Regions from separate parts of the Homo sapiens genome. Here region 1 is linked to region 2. Evidence: read pairs that join two places in POLR2A ChIA-PET (ENCODE). Cell type or tissue: A673. All regions are shown on one strand. Links, peaks and the distances in the headings refer to the core of each region. The heading gives the core; the rest is flanking DNA. Region 1 overlaps ANO1 (anoctamin 1). Region 2 has its middle 100 kb from the start of LINC02753.

Evidence for each region. Peaks named below come from ENCODE experiments on the same cell type or tissue, not always from the same donor. Only the 100,000 strongest peaks of a DNase experiment are listed, where the experiment ranks them.
Region 1: POLR2A ChIA-PET joins it to region 2 with 13 read pairs; 4 of 35 experiments call an interaction of 5 or more read pairs at or near these places.

What each region holds. Positions count from the first base shown.
Region 1 is chr11:70,175,226-70,180,594 of GRCh38, reverse strand. ANO1 (anoctamin 1) reads right to left here. Exons shown (of 26, transcript NM_018043.7): 23 at 539-591. LOC101928473 (a long non-coding RNA gene) reads left to right here and starts at 5,359. Exons shown (of 4, transcript XR_950276.3): 1 at 5,359-5,369. In A673, for the core only: a CTCF peak has its summit at 3,113 (motif pointing left); a DNase peak (open chromatin) is centred at 3,074.
Region 2 is chr11:69,958,227-69,963,595 of GRCh38, reverse strand. No RefSeq gene overlaps it. Among named protein-coding and RNA genes, the nearest start is that of LINC02753, 100 kb to the left of the region's middle. In A673, for the core only: no CTCF peak of the experiment used is centred there; a DNase peak (open chromatin) is centred at 5,135.

The DNA.
Region 1 (5,369 bases), core at 193-5,192, 220 kb before region 2:
TTTTGCTCAAAGCTTGCAGAAAGGCTGGGCGCAGTGGCTCGTGAATGTAATCCCAGCACTTTGGGAGGCCGAGGAGGGCGAATCACCTGAGGTCAGGAGTTTGAGACCAGCCTGGTCAACATGTCAAAACCCCGTCTCTACTAAAAATATAAAAGTTAGCCAGGTGTGGTGGTGGGTGCCTGTAATCCCGGCTACTTGGGAGACTGAGGCACGAGAATAGCTTGAACCTGGGAGGCGGAGGTTGTAGGGAGCTGAGATCGTGCCACTGTACTGCAGCCTGGACCACAGAGTGAAACTCAGATTCAAAAAAAAAAAACTTGCAGAAAAAGGTTGAAGAGAATTTGTTATGCCTCCCCAGAGTGCACCCTCCCCATGCCATGCGGTCAAGGGACATTTATAACTAGAGAATCCGGGCAGCCTGGGGCTGCACCATGGCTAGAGGCAGAAGACCCATGCCCAGCTCCTTCTCCACAGGGCCCCGGCCACCTGGCAGTTCAGCCGGGACTTCCATTCTGCCAAGGTCCCTGATGTCACTTACATTGATGATGACAGCAAGCTTCCCAATGCCTCTGAGGATATTGTACCAGATTCCTGGGGGAAGAAGAAGTCACAGTTTTAAAGAGCCCTACACTCTCAGTCATTCCAGCTACCAGGCAGCAGTCTGAGCGGGTACCACCCTTGCAGGGGCCAGGCTTTCTCACAGCAGTCAGAGGCTTATGGCAACCAAGAGTCATTTGTTCAGGTCCTGAGGAAGCCAGGCCAGTGCCAGGGCCTGGTGTGTACCAGCCCTTTCTGACAAGCTCACCAGCTTCTAAAAGAGGTGCTTAAAGACAGCTGCTCCCTCAGTGGTTCTGCACAATCTCCCCATGCACCTGTTTAAATGCTAGTTCGCTTAGATGAAACCTTTTTTAATTCCTAAACTGACCAAGATTCAATTGGGGTGCAGCTCCTAAAGCTCTGGCGGAGGATACCTGTATTTAGGGATAGGCCAGACATGGCTTTGCTGTTGAGGAACAGTGCCAGGGCCCCTGGCTGGAGGCACTGAGTCCACAGCAGTGAAGGTTGAACCGTTCCCTATCTAGACACACCCTTGTTCCCTTTACTCCAAGACCCAGGGGTGCACCAAATCACAGATGAACAAGAGGATCACAACACAGCGCCCAGGGCCATGCTGGTCTCTCCATTCGTCTTCCCAGTGGCCATGAGAACTAGCAGGGCCCAGGAAGGAGGCCCTCAATGGCCCAGGAAGCAGGGCCTCAGTGTTGCAATTCCTAGAAATGGTCCAGTGTCCCGGGCTGACCCCCGCCTCACCCTAACTGCACCCTATCATGCCCAGCAATGTTGTGTGCAGCGGTTCGGCTGGGAGCCCAATCCTGGGGCCTGCTCTCTGTGCCCTGAGCCAGCTCTGAGATGGGTGATAACCAGCACTCGTCAGAAACGGCCAGGATGGAGCAAGTGGACATCCTACCTGTGCAGGAGGCTACAGGGAGAGCTGTACATAGCGCTTCTGCCCTAGTAGCTGAGGGGAGCCTCCCAGTCCCCGTTTTTGGGGTGCATGCTGGTGGTCTGCAAAGGCAGCAAGAGCTCAGGCCCCTGTGTGGCCCCGAGCTAGAAACCACAGGCTCAGATGAAACCTCTGAGACCAAGATCTCTTGCTCCCTGGCCCCAGCCAGTGTCAATTCAATGATAGATCACAGTCACAATCATCATCAATCAGAAATGCCCACTGCGGGCTGGGTGTGGTGGCTCACGCCTATAATCCCAGCATTTTGGGAGGCTGAGGTGGGCAGATGACTTGAAGCCAGGAGTTCGAGAGCAGCCTCGCCAATATGGCAAAACCCCATCTCTACTAAAAATACAAAAATTAGCCAGGCGTCGTGGCACATGCCTGTAATCCCAGCTACTCAGAAGGCTGAGGCACGAGAATAGATTGAGCCAGGGAGGCGGAGGTTATGGGGAGCCGAGATCACGCCACTGCATTCCAGCATGGGCAACAGAGAAAGGTTCTGTCTCAAAAAAAAAAAAAAAGAGAAATACCCACTGCAACCCATTGCTGGTAGGCAATTTGAGAAGTGACAGTCACACTTCCCTGACCCCTGTCTCCAGTCCTCGGGCCATGGGGACTATCGCCTTATCCCAGATGAGGAGTTTATTGTAGCTCCGTTTGATCTTTTGCACGAGTGCAGTGGTCCTCAGTTTATTTTTCTGCTGGAGCAGGTGGTGGGGCAGTCACATGGGCTCTGCACACTAGCAGCCCTAAGGCCACCCCATGCTGAATAAAGCACCTGGGAATGCAGGTGAGGGTTGGATGGCACAGCCCTACAAAGTCAGCACTGAAGCACTCCCTTAGGAGTGGAAACACTTCCGACCCGGCTTCTCCTGGCTGGGTGTCAGGGCTGAGGGCCCTCCGTGGACTCCGAGCTCCTAAGGCAGGGTGCTAATTGCACATCCCTGTAGATTCTGGGTCTAGCTTGGTGTCTGGCACATAAGGTGGGTGCTGCTGGGTAAATGTTTGCTGAGTGACTGCACGAGTGCAGAAAGCCCTTTCCAACCAGATTCTGGTGCCGGAGCAGAGGCTGCAAAGCGGTGGCAGGCAGGCCCCATCCAGGCAGCATGGCCATCTTGTTGTGCTTGTCTACTGCTTAAAAATGCAGACGGATGCTTAAAAACCAGGAAAATGTATTTTAAAAAATCAAGACCGGGCGCATTGGCTCACGCCTGTAATCCTAGCACTTTGGGAGGCTGAGGTTGGTGGATCACCTGAGGTCGGGAGTTCGAGATCAGCCTGGCCAACATGGCGAAGCCCCGCTCTATTAAAAATACAAAAATTAGCCGAGTGTGGTGGCGGGCGCCTGTAATCCCAGCTACTCAGGAGGCTGAGGCAGGAGAATCGCTTGAACCCGGGGGGCGGAGGTTGCAGTGAGCCGAGATCGCGCCACTTCACTCCAGCCTGGGAGAATGAACGAGGCTCTGTCTCAAAAAAAAAAAAAAAAAAAAAAAGAAAAAAAAAAGAAAAGAAAAATCGAGACTCCTCGGCTCTGGTCCTGGCTGGCTGGTGCGTCTCCTTGGCAACAGCTGGCTGTGGTGCCCGGGGGCGCCCCCTGCAGGCTGGGCTGTGCACCGCAGCTCTGCTGTCTGTGCTGAGGCCTCCCGGCGACCTCCGACCTCCATTATGGCCGCCTTAGCATCTAAACCCAGACCCCCACTAGAGAGTTGAACGTTTCAAGAAATGTGGGAACAGGCACACTGCTCTGTGGCCATGAAGAACACTCCCAGGACTTAGTCTCACTTGCGCGTGTGGCCCACCTGGCCCTTGGGGCGCTGAGTTTGAGACCTCCGAAGTGGGGTGCTGAGGTGCGGTGGGCCTGGGGTGGAGGTTGAAGTCTTTGGGGCTCCCGAGGGACGTGGCTCCTGAGTTCAGGGCCGTCGAAGTGCAGGACTCAGGCAGGCAAGGGGGTCCGCCCAGGTGATCGCCCAACCGGCCCAGAGAGACAACAGGAAATGGGAGGGATGAGGCGGGGATGAGATGGAGCCGGGAGCGGGGTCTTCCTCGCTTCCGGGCCCCGATGGAGCCTGTCCTGACAGGTCTGCAGGATATCTACGTCCAGGCGGATGGCTCTCCGTGTGGCCCTGCACATCCGCGGGGTGTGTTAGAGAAATGCTGAACCGGCACCCCAGCCCCAGCCCACGGGATCCGCCTCTCCTGGGGTGGGGCTGGGAGCCCCGAGTTATTCTGACGCACATTCCAGGGTGACACTCACTGCTCTAAGGATCTCTGTAAACCAAAAATAAAATTCTAAGGGTCCCCCGAACCATTTGAATGGGGTTCATCGTCTCGGCCAGGGCACCCCCAAATTAACCTGAAAGACTGGTTCAGGCCATGACAGGAAGCAGGGGGCGGGAGGAGGGTCGGACAGGCCTCCTCATGCCCTCCTCCCTTTTGGAATTCAACAAAAGTCGACCAGCATGAACATCAACACAGACCTTGAGTCTGATAAACATTTACAGTCTATTCTCTCTGAAGCCTGTTACCGGGAGGCTTCATCTGCACAATAAAACCTTGGTTTCCAAAACCCCTTATCATAACCCAGACTTTCCTTTCTATTGATAATAACTCAACCAATTGACAATCAGAAATTTTAAAAATAGGCCGGGTGTGGTGGCTCATGCCTGTAATCCCAGCACTTTGGTAGGCAGAGGCGGGCAGATCACCTGAGGTCAGAAGTTGGAGACCAGCCTGGCCAACATGGTGAAACCTTGTATCTACTAAAAATACAAAATTAGCCAAATCTGGTGGCGCACACCTGCAATCCCAGCTACTCAGGATGCTGAGGCAGGAGAATCGCTTGAACCCAGGAGGTGGAGGTTGCATCATGCCATTGCACTTCAGCCTGGGTGTCAAGAGTGAAACTCTTGTCTCCAAAAAAAAAAAAAAAAAGTGTATATATATATATACCCATAATCTGGAAGTCGCCCTGTCCCGCCTTTCTGGACCAAACCAATGTATACCTTAGATGTATCTGATTGATGTTTCATGTCTCCCTAAAATGTATAAAACCAAGCTGTACCACGGCCACCTTGGGCCCATGTTCTCAGGACCTCCTGAGGGCTGTGTCATGGGCCATGGTCACTCATGGCTCAGAATAAATCTCTTCAAATATTTGACAGAGTTTGACTCTTTTCATTGACATCTCTAAGTAAAAGGGGATGCTGTGCTTTTAGAATATTCTTTGGGTGGGCTTCTTTTATGAAAGCCCTGTTGGGGAAAATTGCCTCATTTTTACTTCCCCAAGTAAATTCCTTGGTTTCTTTCCCAAGGAATTTTTCCCACTCTAGGGGATGCTAAGCGCCATTTTCTGGAACAGAACAGGGAGGTATTTGGATAAAGCCAGGTACTTGGCGAGGCCACCACTCCTGCCCACATGCAGTGCCCGGGAGCTGAATGGAGGCTGCACTTTCCCACCAGCAGGCTCTGAAGAACCAGGAAGAAAACAGGAAGTCGAAACCAGGGCTAGGGACCTGGAGCAGATTCCCACGCACGGCTGGGTCCCTGCTGTGACCCGCTGGACGACAGGGTGATCAAGGCACCTGCGCTTTGTGGCACAGCTTCCCCCAGCCACCCAGGGCCTCAGGGGCGCAGGTCACAGGGGCCACAGGGGCCCTCTCTGTCCTCTCAAGGAGCTCGCCTGGGGGCCCTGCACGGATCACAGAAGGAATACAAAAGCCTCTTCAAGGAAAGGTTACGGTTAAGGAACCCATAAACAAACTCGTGAAAGGAGGGCAGATTATGCCTTCAGCCAACCGGACAGGAACCAGGAAGTGAGTAGCTGATCCGTAAGAACTGAGCAAAAACCAGCCAGGTGCAAAGA
Region 2 (5,369 bases), core at 308-5,307:
AAGCAAAGGACCCAGATCCCAGGACCTGGAGGATTTTGCAGAACCAGATCAGGTGTCAGAAGAGCCTTGTGGGGTTTTTTTTTTTTTTTTTTTTTGGTGCAATGTATAGGTAACTTACACAGATTTTTCCCTCCCCCTCCCCCCTTCCCCCTCCCCCCTTCCCCCTCCTCCTCCTCCTTCTCCTTCTTCTTATTCTTCCTCCTCCTCCTTCTTCTTCCTCTTCCTCCTCCTCCTTCTTCTTCCTCATCGTCTTCTTCCTCCTCTTCCTCTTCCTCTTCTTCTTTTGAGACAGGGTCTTGCTCTTTCCCAGCCTGGAGTGCAGTGGGGCCATCATAGCTCCCTGCAGCCTCAATCTGCTGAGCTCAAGGGGTCTTCCCACCTCAGCCTCCCCAGTAGCTGGGACTACAGGAGTGCGCCATGACACTTGGCTAATTTTTAAAATTCTTTATAGAGATGCGGTCTCACTATGCCACCCAGGCTGGTCTGGATCTCCTAGGGTCAAGCGATCCACCTGCCTTGGTCTTCCAAAGTGCTGGGATTACAGGCGTGAGCCACCATGGCTGGCCAGTTTACACAGATTTTATAAAGCCAAGCTGAGTGTCTCAGAGCAGAGCAGGGCTCAGGGATGGAAGGTGTCCCTGGGGTTTTGTGGTGTTTAGGGAATGCACAACCCGGGCAGGGCAAGCGAGAGTAAGACCATCAGGCTCAGGGCTTGCCACTTACCATGCACCCTGGACAGAGCTCATTACGTAGAGGAGGGGATGATGGGTTTCCATTGGAGGGGCTGTTGTGCTGAGCCCCTGGGGCTTGAACTTGGGCCCTGTTGGGAACCAAGCAGAGGACTCTCCTTCCCCACCAGGAGTAGCTATCTGCTGAGGAGGCTGCCCAGAGAGGGCCCCGTGCAAGTTCCCTGTGGGGCCAGCTGCCTGATCCCCTTGGTGCAGGCATAGGACAGTCCCTTGTGCCTCTCTGGAAAAGCGGTCTTCCCTGGTGGCCATCTCTTGAGGGGTGGTCTATTGCTGGGGGCCCTTCTCCTCAGGTCGGAGCCATCATGGGGGTCTCTGTAGGCTCAGTTGCTGTTCCCATCCCTGGGTGTTTCCTCTAAGGGACAATCTGGGATGGACTGAACCACTGCCCCAGGGGCGGGGGACAGTGTGATTCACGGAAGGGAAGAGGAAGTACAAAGGGGCCATGACTCATTGGGTGGCCTGGATGCGGGAGGACATCACAAAGCAATGGGCGGGGTGGAGCTGGGGTCTGCATCCGCCAGCCCTGGGCTCAGCCTTCAGTCTGGCCATGTCCCCGAGTGGGGGCCACGTCCCCCGGTGGGGGCCACAGGCAAGTCAGCTCTTCCTTAGCCTCTGTTTCCTCATCTGTAAAGTAGGCTTGCTGGGACCTGCCTGGGAGGGCTGCAGTGAGAAATTCCTAAGATGAATCGGTATTGCAGAGAGGCCAGTAGTGCGAAATTGATGGTGGGATTAATTAATACATTAAATGACAAAAGGCCACCTAAATTTTCCAGAATTCCCTATTATTTCACTTACAGTTCATTTTAATGGCACAGGAGAGTGCAGCTTCCAGGAAGTATCCTAAAGAAAGGGGCATTCTCTTCCCCTTTCCTCTCCCAGTGCCTTCTGGCTGAGGCAGGGCTGTGATGGCCGGAGCCACAGCAGCCATTTGGGATCATGAAGCCATGAAGTGGCTTTGAGCATGGAGACTTCGCAACGCAGAGCGGCAAAACGTGAGAAGCCTGTGTCTGAAACCGGGCGCACCCATCCTCATTCGTGCATCCTAGGATTTTTTTTTTTTTTTTCGAGACAGAGTCTTGCTCTGTCGCCCAAGCTGGAGTGCAGTGGTGCGATCTTGGCTCACTGCAACCTCTGCCTCCTGGGTTCAAGTGATTCTCCTGTTCAGCCTACGGAGTAGCTGGGATTAGAGGTGTGTGCCACCACACCTGGCTGATTTTTGTATTTTTAGTATAGATGGGGTTTCACCACATTGGCCAGGCTGATCTCGAACTCCTGATCTCAGGTGATCCACCTGCCTCAGCCTCCCAATGTGCTGGGATTACAGGCGTAAGCCACCGGGCCAGGCCTACCCTGGGATTTTTACATGGAAAATGAACAAGTTTCCTTTGCCTAGGACAGTGCATAAAAGTACTTTGGGAACTATGAGGAGCTCTGCAAAAGTGAGGTAAGGACCCCAGATCCAATTTCCAGGGTAAAGGACAAGTGAGTTTACCCTCTGCTGCTGGTTTTTCACCTTCACAGTGGGTCCAGCTTGAACTATTATTCAGCTTCCCGTCTTTGGCCCCTCCCAGCAGTGATGCCTTTGAACCCACTGTCACCATTTGGCATCCTCACTCTGTCCTCTCTGGACACCCAGCCCTCCCCATGACCCCCTGCACTGTGCTCCCTGCCCCAGGCCAATTGTCCTCCCCTGTTTTCAGCATTCAGAGTGGGACTCTTACATAATCCTGGGATCTGAGGGGGACTTCAGAGAGCATTGGTTGCAGCTCTCCCCAGCATGGGCTGTGCCACGTGACATCTCCCAGCCTCTACTGAAATGCTTTCAGGGACGTGGCGCTCACCACCTCCCTCACAGCTTGATCATCTTCGGCCAGCTCCCCATACTGTGAAACATTTCCCACAGCTGAGCACCAACTGTATGCCTTGGGGCATCCTCCTCCACCCTGTGTCTGCCCCTTGGCATCCAGGAGATCCAGTCTCCTCATTATTTCATTCTGGTAAAGCTTCCCAGAGCACCTGAGCTCTGCAGTGCTATACTAGGCAGTGGGGGGACAGGAACAGGCAAGGGCCTTGCTTCGAGGAGCTCACTTTCTAGTGAGGACCACTACAGTGTGAATAATTATGAAAGCAATGAGCTAATTAATTGTAACGACCACAAGCACCACAAAGACGCCCACAGAGCTGCGGGTGTGTGAAATGGGGGCTATCATAAACTTGGTGGCCAGAAAGGAGTGGTAAGGGCAGGCTATGGGGACCAACCATTCCGCTCTGCCTGGGACCATCCTGGTTTTAGCCCTGAGAGTTCCACATCTCAGAGAACCCCCTTCATCCTGGAAAACCGGCTGATTGGTCACTGTAGGGCAGTCTCCAAGTGTGTTCATGTCTTGTGGCTGCCATAACAAATCACAACAAACTGGGCAGTTTAAACAGTTCTGAAGACTGGAAGCTCAAAATCAAGGTGCCGGCAGGGTGGGTTCCTTCTAGAAGCTCTGTTCCAGGCCACGCTCCAACTTCTGGGGGTAGCCGGCAATCCTCGGCCATCCAGGTTTGCAGACATGTGGGTCTGATCTGCCTCCAGCATCACACAGCCTTCCCCGCATGTCTCTCCAAGTCTTATTCTTTTCTGTCCCTTACAAGGGCAGCCATTATTGGATGTAGGGGGTCACCCTAATCCCGGATTATCTCATTTCGTAGTCCTTACCTCAATGACATCTGCAAAGACCTTATTTCCAAATAAGGTGATATTCACAGGGACAAGGAGCTAGGACTTGAACGTGTCTTTTGGGGGGCCACTATTGGACTTGCTATACCAGAGAAGGAAGTTGTTGCTGCAAATGGAAGGACACAATGACTTAGCGAGGCAAAGAGGCGATGGGAATTCCAGGCAGAAGAAACAGCAGGCACAAAGGCCCTGTGGATGGAAGGAGACTGATCCATTAGAGAACTGAAGGAAGCCTCCCAGTGTGGCTGCAGTAAGAGGGAGAGGAAGCAGGCATGGGGGCACCCATGCAGGACCCTACAGGCCACAGGGAGGAGTTTGGCATTTTTCCTGGGAGAAAAGGGAGCCCCCAGTGAATGACAAGCTGGCAGGGCCTGGAGCAGCCCTCCAAGTGCCACCCTGGCTGCTCCAGTGCCCGAGCCTTGCTCACTTCCCTAGAACCCCATCTGCCGGGCCACAGTTGGCAATGGCCGGGTAAGCAGACAGAGCTACCTGCACCACCTGCTCTGGGACAGTGAAACGTCAGCTGCAGAGGCTCGCCCCAGAGCAGCCTCGCAGCTGGGGATGAAGCCTGCCAGGGCCTGACCTCCAGGCCAGGAGTGCCTCCTGGGGGCTCGGCTGCTGGCTCCAGCCCCCGGTGAGGCCAGCCTTGCCTCTTCCTCCTCTCTGGATGGAGCTGGGCTGACCCACGTGTGTCAGGGGCAGGGAGGAGAAATGCCCAGCTCCCATCCTTGCTCTGTCCCTTGTGAGCCGTGTGATTCTGGAGACGTTATTTACTTCCTTACTCTGGTTTCCTCATCTGTGGAATAAGGTGATGCTCGGGTCCATATTCTGGGGTGTGTTGTCACGACAAAACAAGTGAAAAACCTGGGGCAGAGCTGAGACCAGGTGAGCAGTGTGGGAGAGCAGAGGGTTCTGGAGGCAGCCCCACCCTGGCATGCAGAGCTGCCTTATCTCCACCATGACCTGAGATGTTGCCTGAGCCATCACATGCCACTGAGCCTGTGCCCCAACATCTGTCAAATGAAGGAGGTGACCTTGATGATGATAAAGATGCTGGACAGTGGACACTTCCTAAAGCTTCAAAGGATGCCTGGCCCTTTTACAAACCTCAATTTCTCATTTGACATTTAAACCCACTTACACCCATTTAGCTGGTAAGAAAACTGACACCTGAAGAAATTAAGCAACTGACCAAAATCGCCTCTTGGTGAAGGGGTGGCACTAGGACCTGGATTTGGATATTCCAGGCTAGTCTCAGTGTTGAGAGGCTGTGGGGTGTCTGAGTCTGAGGAGGCCAGAAACCCCCCACCCCCACCAGTCCCGACATCCCTGCCTCCCTGAGGACAGTGGAGCTTGCACCTGGCTGGGCTGGGCTCATTCTTGGTTGAGATGAGGTTGTTGGGTTTCCAGAAACATCTCTTTAGAAACTTAAAAAAATCCTGGTCATTAAGTGATTAAGTAGAGAGGCTCTCATGGTACAAACATCTGATCTGAGAGTTGCTCCTTTTCCAAAAACCCTTCCCATAACTAAGAACAGTGGATTTCATTCTGCCCATTAAACTTGAACCCTGCTTATCATTTTCCTACACATTATGTGGTTATTTTGAATTGTCTGCAAGAATGCCTGAAGCTAGCAGGGTTTGGCAGGCATCCCATTAGATGCTTTTGTTTGGACCTAGAGATACCATCATAGCTGTCTTACACTGAGAGACTTGAGAAAAATTGAAGTGTAGTGTTTTTCCCCTTCTAAGACCGTCCCGGGTTCTGCCTTCTGGGCTGGGATCCTGGGGGAATGCATAGGAGACCTTATTTGGGATTATTGAGTTCCTTGGATTTTATGGGCATTAAACAGTCACTCTAAGCACCATGTCGGAGCTCCGGTTTCTGCTGCGGTAATG